2 separate regions of the Homo sapiens genome follow, and region 1 is linked to region 2. A link is an interaction called in ENCODE POLR2A ChIA-PET data of the cell type or tissue named here. Cell type or tissue: MCF 10A. All regions are shown on one strand. Each heading gives the region's core, and the rest is flanking DNA. Links, peaks and the distances in the headings are about the cores only.

Evidence for each region. Peaks named below come from ENCODE experiments on the same cell type or tissue, not always from the same donor. Only the 100,000 strongest peaks of a DNase experiment are listed, where the experiment ranks them.
Region 1: POLR2A ChIA-PET joins it to region 2 with 5 read pairs; 6 of 35 experiments call an interaction of 5 or more read pairs at or near these places.

Annotation. Positions count from the first base shown.
Region 1 is chr5:138,009,106-138,014,486 of GRCh38, forward strand. It overlaps FAM13B (family with sequence similarity 13 member B), which reads right to left. Exons shown (of 24, transcript NM_001385994.1): 5 at 2,663-2,840; 6 at 1,903-2,044. Among named protein-coding and RNA genes, the nearest start is that of FAM13B-AS1, 21 kb to the right of the region's middle. In MCF 10A, for the core only: no CTCF peak of the experiment used is centred there; a DNase peak (open chromatin) is centred at 3,046.
Region 2 is chr5:137,951,127-137,956,507 of GRCh38, forward strand. It overlaps FAM13B (family with sequence similarity 13 member B), which reads right to left. Exons shown (of 24, transcript NM_001385994.1): 14 at 5,351-5,381; 15 at 3,040-3,250; 16 at 2,210-2,339; 17 at 1,502-1,583. Among named protein-coding and RNA genes, the nearest start is that of PKD2L2, 64 kb to the left of the region's middle. RefSeq lists a silencer at 3,081-3,281. In MCF 10A, for the core only: no CTCF peak of the experiment used is centred there; a DNase peak (open chromatin) is centred at 3,185.

The sequences.
Region 1 (5,381 bases), core at 233-5,232, 58 kb after region 2:
CTCCAGCCTGGGAAACACAGCAAGACTTTGTCTCAAAAACAAAAACAAAAATAAAAACAAAACAGTTAGTGAACCATTAAGTTCACATGTAAAGTACATGCAGCAGATTCTGTATAATTCGTTGTGTTTATAAATGTCTTTCCTAGTCTATCCCACATCATGTATAATGCTAATGAAAAGGACTGAAAAATCACTGGCCTAAGTGATTAACTGAGAGGTAAGATTTCAACACAAAGGTGAAAATCTCAAATGATAGATCAGGTTTTAAAGTAGATCTAATGGGAAATTATCCTCTTTCCCCATCTACGTATTTTATTAACTAGTGAAAGTTGAGAGGATGTACTTAATATCCATCTGGTAATCTAAGCAAGGAAACACTGGCCAAAAAAAAAAAAAGTTTTCAGAAGTATAAAAGGGGACCAGGTGCAGTGGCTCATGCTTGTAACCCCAGCACTTTGGGAGGTAGAGGTGGGTGGATCACCCGAGGCCTGGAGTTCGAGACGAGTCTGGCCAACATGGCGAAAGCCTGTCTCTACTAAAAATACAAAAATTAGCCAGGCATGGTGGCGAGCGCCTGTCATCCCAGCTACTCGAGAGGCTGGGGCAGGAGAATTGCTTGAACCTGGGAGACAGGGGTTGCAGTGAGCCAAGATCACACCATTGCACTCCAGCTTGGGCGACAGAGCGAGACTGTCTCAAAAAAAAAAAAAAAAAAAGGGTTGGGGCAGGGGTGGGAATTATTGTGGTTGATTAATAAAAGCCTGGGCACAACAGCAAAATATCAAAAAAAATTTTTAAAGAAGGCTTTTAAAACTGAGAATAAAAACTTATTCAGTTCACACCTTTTTGGTACAGAGATACTATTATTTCAACATTTTTGTTTGTTTGTTTTTAAGATGGAGTCTTGCTCTGTCGGTCAGGCTGAAGTGCAGTGCTACGATCTTGGCTCACTGCAACCTCCGCCTCCCAGGTTCAAGCAATTCTCCTGCCTCAGCCTCTCCAGTAGCTGGGATTACAGGCACATGCCCCTATGCCTGGCTAATTTTTATATTTTTAGTACAGACAGTGTTTCACCATGTTGGCCGGGCTGGTCTCAAACCCCTGACCTCAGCTGATCCACCCACCTCAGCCTCCCACAGTGCTGGGATTACAGGCATGAGCCACCACGCCTGGCCTATTTTAACATGTTATATCACACTTTTTAAAATCATTTTGTGGGGCCAGGTGTGGTGGCTAACACCTGTAATACCAACACTTTGGAAGGCCAAGGCAGGAGGACTGCTTGAGGCCAAGAGTTCAAGACCAACCTGGGCGACATAAGAAGACCCTGTCTCTATAAATAATAAAACAATTTTTTAAAAGATTATAATGTAACCTCAGAAAGAGATTTTAATATTCTAGAGTCACCAGAATTTAAAAATTACCTGCCACTTAAACTATTAATATCCAGATGCTTCCCATTAGTGACAATTATACTATTGTGTTGATTTGCTCTATTATTGAAGAAAAACTTCAAATTTTTAAAAATGTGTACCGAATCTTTCCCTCTACTTTAAATTTCTCACCCCTTGCCTATATTCCTCTATGCTAGCAGTTTCTCTGCAAAAAACCAAAACACTGCATTATCCTTACAAAATAAACAATAGGAAAAGAAACAAAAAATCTCTACCATATACTCTAATTTTAATGCCTTTTCCTTATTAATCAAATTATGGAGGACAGGATGTTGTTCAGGAAAAAAATCATGAATGTGCCACCTACTGATTACATATAATAACCAAGATAATTACTTCCAGGTCAGATTTAAATTCCACTTATGTCTGTGGCAAGTCTTTAAGAGCATATTATTCTTAAAAAAAAAAAAAAAAAAAAAAATTATCCCTCCAAATAGAATATTCTCACCTGTTCAGTAATTGAACTCAAATCATTAGATGAAAAATCTTCCTCTTCATTCTCAAAAAACTCATAGTAGTTTTCCAGAAGTCCAGCCATTATCCTGCTCACTATTTCTTGCTCTTTCATGTCTTCCACATCTGTGTAAATGCTAAGAATAGAAGTCCAAATTGAATTGAGAGTTCTTAAATCAATCACAGGTAAAGGTAGAAGACAACCAATGAGATACTTTATGAACATGGGCAATTTATGTTACCATTCTGTGCTTCCATTCTCCCATCTGTAAAACCTACCTAATTTGTACCCTGTTCACAAAAATGCTGTAAGAATTAATCATATCTACTATAAAAAATAATTGTTCATCAAGCAACCTGCGATCCTTGGGAGACAATATAATGATTCCATTTCACATATCTAATTTTTCTTTTTTTTTTTTATGAGATGGAGTCTCGCTCTGTCACCCAGGCTGGAGTGCATTGGCGCGATCTCGGCTCACTGCAAGCTCCGCCTCCCCGGGTTCACGCCATTCTCCTGTCTCAGCCTCCCGAGCAGCTGGGACTACAGGCACCCGCCACCATGCCCAGCTAGTTTTTTTATTTTTAGTAGAGACGGGGTTTCACCGTGTTAGCCAGGATGGTCTCAATCTCCTGACCTTGTGATCCGCCCGCATCAGCCTCCCAAAGTGCTGGGATTACAGGCATGAGCCACCGTGCCCGGCCTCACATATCTAATTTTTAAAAATTAAACAAAAATTTTTTAAACAACTTACTGGAAGACATCTGGACCAAAGACAGCAGCCAAAGAATTTGCGGACCAAATTTCTTCATGATGTGATGCTACATTGGCTAAAAATCTACACAGAAACTTTAACAAACTATAATTAACAGGTGGAAGCTGTTGCAAGAGGAACCTCAACTTTCTTCCAAATTCATCTTCATTATTATAATCTATAAAACAATAATAACAGGTTTTTTTCAATAAAGGAAAAAGCAAAGCTCTGATATTTTGCCAGGTTCACATTACTCCACCCACATCACCTTTTTAATACAACAATTCAAAACCTCTTCACTTCCTCTACTGGGGCCAAATGCCTTAGGGCTTTGTATTTCACTTATGAAATGGAGAAGAGGTGGAGAAGAGGAGCTGGAAAAAAGGAACTCAATCCCTTAATTGCTGGAGGATGTTTTCCTCATCTATTACTCATTGGCCCCAATTCTCTTTTTTTTTTTTTTTTTTTTTTAATTCTCATCCTACTGTCTCCAGCATGACTGTACCTGTGTTTCCACACTAGTGCCAACTATAAGAAGTCAAAATGCACTGGCCATGCCAGACAATACAAACCACTAGTGAGCAAAGCAGAGATGCAATTTGAGGGGCTAATAGTATCAGTGATACCTTTCAGCTTAGATGAAAGTAAAAAGAAGGAAAGAAAAAGGTAACAGTGTGATTTTCTTCTCCTGGCGTCCTAAAATAAACAATTAACTTCAGCAATATCAGTATAACTAAATTAAAAGGTCTTTCATTTCTCGTCTGTTTTTCTCCTCTAAATTCATGTTGGTTTCTGCTTATCAAGTAAACTTTATCACACAAGTTAGGCCTTGTATTTATCGTGTCAATGAGTTTTCATTAACAGAAACTAGACCCGTATTCATTCCACTAATTGGTGAGGATCCCATTTGGGAGAAATAAGTGCTCAGAGGTCCTCTCGAAATGAAGTGATTTATTGTGCTACATGAGTAAAAATCAATTAAATTATGTTTCATTTTGTATTTTTCCGCAGGTTCTTAAAATTATTTTACTGAAAAACTCCTGGTAAAAGGTTACGGTCATGATATTAACTATCTCTGCAAAATAACACTAGTCTAAAAAGTTTATCAGGAAATAGGACTCCAGTACTATGTTGATTCAAAAAAAAAAAAATTTGGCCTTGTATGGTGGCTCATGCCTGTAATCCCAGCACTTTGAGAGGCTGAGACAGGCGCATCACCTGAGCTCAGGAGTTCGAGTCCAGCCTGGGCAACATCACGAAACCCCGTTCTACCAAAAATACAAAAATTAGCTGAGTGTACTGGCACACACATGTGCTCCCAGCTACTCAGGAGGCTGAGGTGAGAGGATGGCTTGAGCCTGGGAGGCAGTGGTTGCAGTAAGCCGAGATCGTGCCACTGCACTTCAGCCTGGGTGACAGAGTGAGACCCTGTCTCAAAAAGAAAAAAAAAAAGGCTGGGCGCGGTGGCTCACGCCTGTAATCCCAGCACTTTGGGAGGCCGAGACAGGTGGATCATAAGGTCAGGAGATCGAGACCATCCTGGCTAACACAGTGAAATCCCATCTCTACTAAAAATACAAAAAATTAGCTGGGTGTGTTGGCGGGTGCCTGTAGTCCCAGCTACTCAGGAGACTGAGGCAGGAGAATGGCGTGAACCCAGGAGGCAGAGCTTGCAGTGAGCCGAGATTGCACCACTGCACTCCAGCCTGGGGGACAGAGCAAGACTCCATCTCCAAAAAAAAAAAAAAAATTTTAAGTTTATCAGGAAAGGCTACAGTCACATGAGTTTTACTTAAAATTTAAAATGCAACCAATAACAACTCTTCTATACTTTGTAATATTACCAGCTGTCCATTCAAATGTACCAGTACTTCAATTTTAAAATCAGACAGAATAGTCCCTGGATTAATGTTTAAATCACTGGACCTATAACTGATGAGAAATTTTAACAACCTAAGCATTCAGCAGAAAATTATTATAGAAATCACATATCAAAAATGCAAGCACTTAATATTATCAATATAATGAAGATACCAACACTTGACAAATTCTACCTAACATTCTCTCCAGCTCTGTGGCACTTAATGTCTAGCATACCTATCCATATGTTTATTTTTATCATCTACTTTACCATCTTCCCTTATCCCCTATAGCATTTTAGTTCTGTGAGCGCAGAGATATTTTTTTCTTTGAGACAGGCTGTCGCTCCAGGCTGGAGTGCAGTGGCATGATCACTGAGGCCCACCACAGCCTCAACCTCCCAGGCCCAAGCGATCCTCCCACGTCAACTTCCTAGGTAACTAGAACCACAAGCAAATGCCACCACAGCTGGCTATTTTTTGAAGTTTCTGTAACAACAGGGTCTCCCTATGTTGCCCAGACTGGTCTAGAACTCCTAGGCTCAAGTGATCCTCCCGCCTCAGCCTCCCAAAGTGCTGGGATTACAGGCGTGAGTCCCCACGCCCAGCCATGAGGGCAGAGATTTTCATCTAGTTTTTTTCAGTGCTGAGTTCTCAGTATCTGGAGCAAGGGTCCCCAGCCGGGGCTGCAGACCAGTCTGTGGCCTGTTAGGAACTGGGCCATACAGCAGGAGGTGAGCAGCAAGTCAGATCAGTGGCGGCATTAGATTCTCATAGGAGCAAGAATGCTACTGTGAACTATGCATGCAAGGGATCTAGATGTACATTCTTTATGAGAATCTGATGCCTAATGATCTGAG
Region 2 (5,381 bases), core at 327-5,326:
TTCAGCCCGGGAGGTGGAAGCTGCAATGAGCTAAGATCGTGCCACTGCACTCCAGGGCAACAGAGTAAAACCCTGTCTCAAACAAAAAAAAAAAAAAAAAAAAAAAAGGAGAGAGAGAGAGGCAAACATTATCTTAACCACAAGAATATAAACTCCATGACAGCAGGGACTCTGTCTGTCTTGTTCACTGCTATATCCCTAGTTGTCTACAAAGTATTTAGTACCTCAGAAATACTTAACACTTTACTGGGCTGGGCACGGTGGCTCATACTTGTAATCCCCACACTTTGCAAGACCGAGGTGGGAGAACTGCTGAAGGCCAGAAGTTTGAGACCAATCCAGGCACAAAGCAAGACCCCAACTCTATACAAAATTTTAAAAAATTACCTGGGTGTGGCAGTGCATGTCTGTAGTCCTAGCTACTCTTGAGGCTGAGGTGGAAGGATCACTTGAGCTCACCAGTTCAAGGCTGCAGTGAGCCATGACCATGCTACCACACTTCAACCTCGATGACAGAGCAAGATTCTGTCTCAAAAAAATAAAAAATATATATTTTTTTATTTTTATAGGCCAGGTGCAGTGGCTCACACCTATAATCCCAGCACTTTGGGAGGCTGAGGCAGGGGGATCGCTTGAGCCCAAGAGTTCGAGACCAGCCTGGGCAACATGGCAAAACCCCATCCCTACTAAAATTACAAAAATTAGCTGGGCTTGGTGGCGTGCACCTGTAATCCCAGCTACTCGGGAGGCTAAGGCACAAGAATCACTTGAACCCAGGAGGCAGAGGTTGCAGTGAGCTGAGATGGCGTCACTGAATTCCAGCCTGGACAACAGAGTGAGACTCTGTCTCGAAAAAATTAGAAATAAAAATAAAAATAAAAACTTTATTGAGTAAATTTAAACCAAAGTGATGCTCCAGATAATAAACCCCTATTTTGCATAATTTTTAAAGTAATAATTATTAAAACACATACTCACTAAACATCCACAAACTAAATATACTTCAACAATTACTATACTGGTTTGACACCCAGAAATGCAATGCCTAGTTTATCATTCAAGAGTTACAATTTAGTCTTTGTGGTATAAACGAGTCACTGTGATTAGACATTCTTAGTCTTAGATGAAAATACCTACCAAAAAATCTTAATGAAATATCCAACAAAACTCAAAGCTGCTTAATATCTGAAATATATTTTAGATAAACTTTATAACATCAGTTCACTTATTAATATACAATCTCAGGTATCTTTCAAAAAGATATTACTAATAAAAACACAAAAAAGACATTTAAAATATAATACAGAACTACAGTACTGTACTATAACACAGTACTACAGTATGCAATTTTGACCCTAATAAAACAAAAAAAGGTAACTTTTATTTTTGTCAAACAGTGCCCAAGATTTAAAATTATCAAAAGTTGTATTTGTGATTCTCAGACATTAATATAAAAAAATTTTTAAAATGCAAATATATTACAAAATGGCACATAATATACCTTTAATTTGCTTCCGCAGTTTTGTAAGCTCTGTCATCCATTTTAATACCTTTGGATTGGCAGCAATATCACTGTAGGAGGGCTGAAAAATTATGGAGCAGAATCACTGACACTTGTGATAAGCAATAGTTACATTAATTTATGTCCAAATAGTATTTTACAATTCCCACAGCAAAGACTGCTCAATTCTCATTTCATCTTATTTTAATTAGATAGGGCAGGATATTAAGTCAAGTTCTCCCAAGGTAAGGTCTCGTAACTGGCAGAAGCCAGATTTGAATATGGGTCTTCTGACTCCAAGTACAGGACTCTTTCCACTTCATATGTTCTAACTATTAAAATTCTCTTTCCCCTCCTCCACTCCATCCCTCACAAACTCCCTCTCCTCCCCACTTGGTACTTGTAGTTTTTGATAGAGCAGAAATAGCAGTAACATGATTTGTCAATGTAAAGTATTTGCTTTAAAAATTCTAAAAGCTGCTTTGCCAGTGGAAATATAAAGATGCCACGGTGCAAATGGCAAGAATACTGGCCTGGAAGTCAGGAGACCAAGGAGTTATATAATCTCAGATCTACATGATCACTGTTCCTCCGGGTATCTCAGATTTGTTACCTTTCTCACACAGATCTAAACTAATGCTTTTGAAAAACTATCCTCTCAGTTCTAATATTAGATTAAGCTCACTCTGGGGAATGCTACAAACCTACCTTGCTATTTCTTTCCCTTTCAAACTGTTCCTCAAATTGTCTGATTTTCTTCTGAAGTTTCTTGACCAGCTGATAAGGTGTTCTGTCCTCTCTCTTTTCATCTTTTGAACTAAAGGATGATCTTCGAATTCTGAATTAAAACAAAAGGCCAACACTGTTAAATTTTCAAGTACCAACACTGTATCTCTTATTGCCCTGACATGGCACTATTAGCAATAAGTAAATCTTAAAGGTAAAAATAAGTCCCTAACACTAAAGGACAGGTAGTATAAAGAAACACTGTAATGTTACAGACCACAAATTTAGCTAATACAAGTGGTGATGAAAACAGTTTGGAATCATTTAAAACTGGTTTGGACAAAGGCAGCAAAGAAACAAAGATACCTAGCAGCTCAGAGCTCTTGTAACTGTTCAAACTGCATAACAAAGTTTTTGACATTCAGATCCATTTAAAGCTTTGATAAAAAAAGATTAGGAACTGCTCAGCACCATTTGCTGCTTCCTTTACAGAGCTCTGTATTTCAGCGATGAATACATAAATAAATGAATAATACACCACGAGAAAATGTCTATTTGAGAGCAAACTTCAAACGCTACACCTCACTGAACTCAGCAGGGTCAAAAAAAACCAAAACTTACAAAAATGTGCTCTATAAAATCAGTGAGAAAGCTCTGAATTCTATGTCTAGAAGACTCAATCTCTCTCTTTTTTTTTTTTTTTTTTTGAGATGGAGTTTCACTATTGAAGCCCAGGCTGGAAGACTAAATCTCTCAAAAGACTTGGGTACATAATAGGAATTGCCTCTTGTAAGTACATAAAAATCATATACCTAGTAAAAGACAGTGCTTTAGATGAGGAATCCAACTTTTCTGGATCATGTAGGAAACGCTGGCTTTGACCAAAATCTAAACTGCGGTGTGATAATACTGGAGGACAGTCCTCTTCCAAGGGGTGATGATTCATTCTTCCAGCTTGTGGAGACAGCTGAGCTTCTCCAGACTCAGAGTCCTCCTGCCAAGACTTAAAAGCAGGAAATGGCTCTATAAAACAAACACAAAGAATAGTACCATGGGTCTCTTGATTCCACGTGGGAAAAAAGTCACAAAATATCAGCTATGTGTTCCTTAAATCATATCATTATGTAGTGGTTCATATATACATACACACATACACACACACACACACACATACATGTGTGTGTGTATATATATATATATATAATCTTCATAAAGCCTACTATAGTTTAAAATTATTCAAGCTTCACTTTTTAGTCCAGAGTTCAATTTTTTTTTTTTGAGATAAGGTCTCGCTCTGCTGCCCAGGCTCTGGAATTCAGTGTCATGATGGTGGCTCACTGCAGCCTCGACCTTCTAGGCTCAAGCAATCCTCCCACCTTAGCCTCCCGAGTAGCTGGGACTACAGGCGCTTGCCACTACGCCTGACTAATTTTCTTTTTTTTGTTGTTGGTAGAGACGAGGTCTCACTATGTTGGCCAGGCTGGTCTTGAACTGCTAGGCTCAAGTGATCCTCCCATCTCAGCCTCTCAGTGTGCAGGGATTACAGGCATGAGCCACTGTGCCCAGCCCAGAGTTCTATTTCCATATAAATTTAAATTTCTGAACCCAGTGGCAAAGCAAGAAAGGACATTGTCAAGCTCTTTAAAACTCAATTTAATTCTAAAGATGTTATTTAATATAATTCTGAACTTTTCAAAAGATGTTTTATTTACAAATGTTAGTTTTCAAGTAGGGGAAAACCAGAAACAGCAAGAACTGAACAGTTCTTTCTTAGAAATTTAATTTAAAAGCCAAATGATGTCAGGTGTATGACCTGTCCCTCACTGTCAAATAGCTATATTAAGAAAAAGTGGGAGCTGTTCCCCATGTTACATGGAACACTCACCAAATGGAGTTCTCTGACTTTAGAAGAATTCTAATATTCCCAAAGGAGGAGCTAATTCACCTGACAGCACCTGGCCTCTAACATTAAACTGTGATGGTTATCTTCTGCTACAGGATTCCTATGTATAATATATATTTTAATAATACCCAACAGTGTTACTAAGACAAAACTTAATAGCACTAGGCCTTCTTAAGCACATTTACTTTACTGCAGTTATCCTGTATGCCCTCAAATGAAAGCTATGTTAATACATTTGATGTCTTTGCAAATATAATGTTTGATTACATATAGAACACATACAGATCATACACACAATCCACAAATATACCCCAAATACAACATTAAGCACAGGAGGGAAAGAAAAAATTCCCATCTACACATTAGCTTTTTATTTATTTATTTATTTTTTTAGAGATGGAGTCTTGCTCTGTCACCCAGGCTGGAGTGCAGTGGCACGATCTTGACTCACTGCAACCTCTGCCTCCTGGGTTCAAGCGATTCTCCTGCCTCAGCCTCCCAAGGAGCTGGTGTTACAGGCGCCTGCTACCATGTTTGGCTAATATTTGTATTTTTAGTTGAGATGGGGTTTCACCATGTTGGCCAGGCTGGTTACGAACTCCTGACCTCAAGTGATCCGCCTGCCTCGGCCTCCCAAAGTGCTAGGATTACAAGCGTGAGCCACCACGCCCGGCAGCTTTTTTTTAAGTAACTACACTTAAAAATTTTGATGCTATTGGCTATTAGCAATAGCGAAAATGAATGCAAAGAGGGCTTGACAGTGTCAAAATTCAAGAGTGATGTTTTCTTTTTCCTCACACAATAGCTAAGATCGCTGCTTTAGTAATTTAGTTTAACTTTATGCATTAGCAATTTAAAGCATTACCTTTCCTTTCAAAATAATAAGAACATAATTTAGTTTGTTTTTGAAGCCCAGATCAATCTGAGAATTAAAAATTGGGTACAAAGCGTGCAATCCCACAATAAACCCAACAATAAAGTGATTTTCAAAGCAACCCTTGTACCTGTGCCCCAGCAAATAAGTAACTGGTAGTAAACATTTTATGAGAAATATCCTATTTTAAGAAAAGACAAAAGTAATAGCAATTTTTTCTGGGTTCACTTTGAACCCAGAACAGTTTTCCTAAGATATGGGGACAGCAGGAGAAGGGCTTAATAAAAAGACAAACAAAGTGAACCATAAAAGGCAAAAAAACTAAACTATGGTGAACCATACTTACCCTCCCCATCTCTCTGCAGATGCATTGTTTT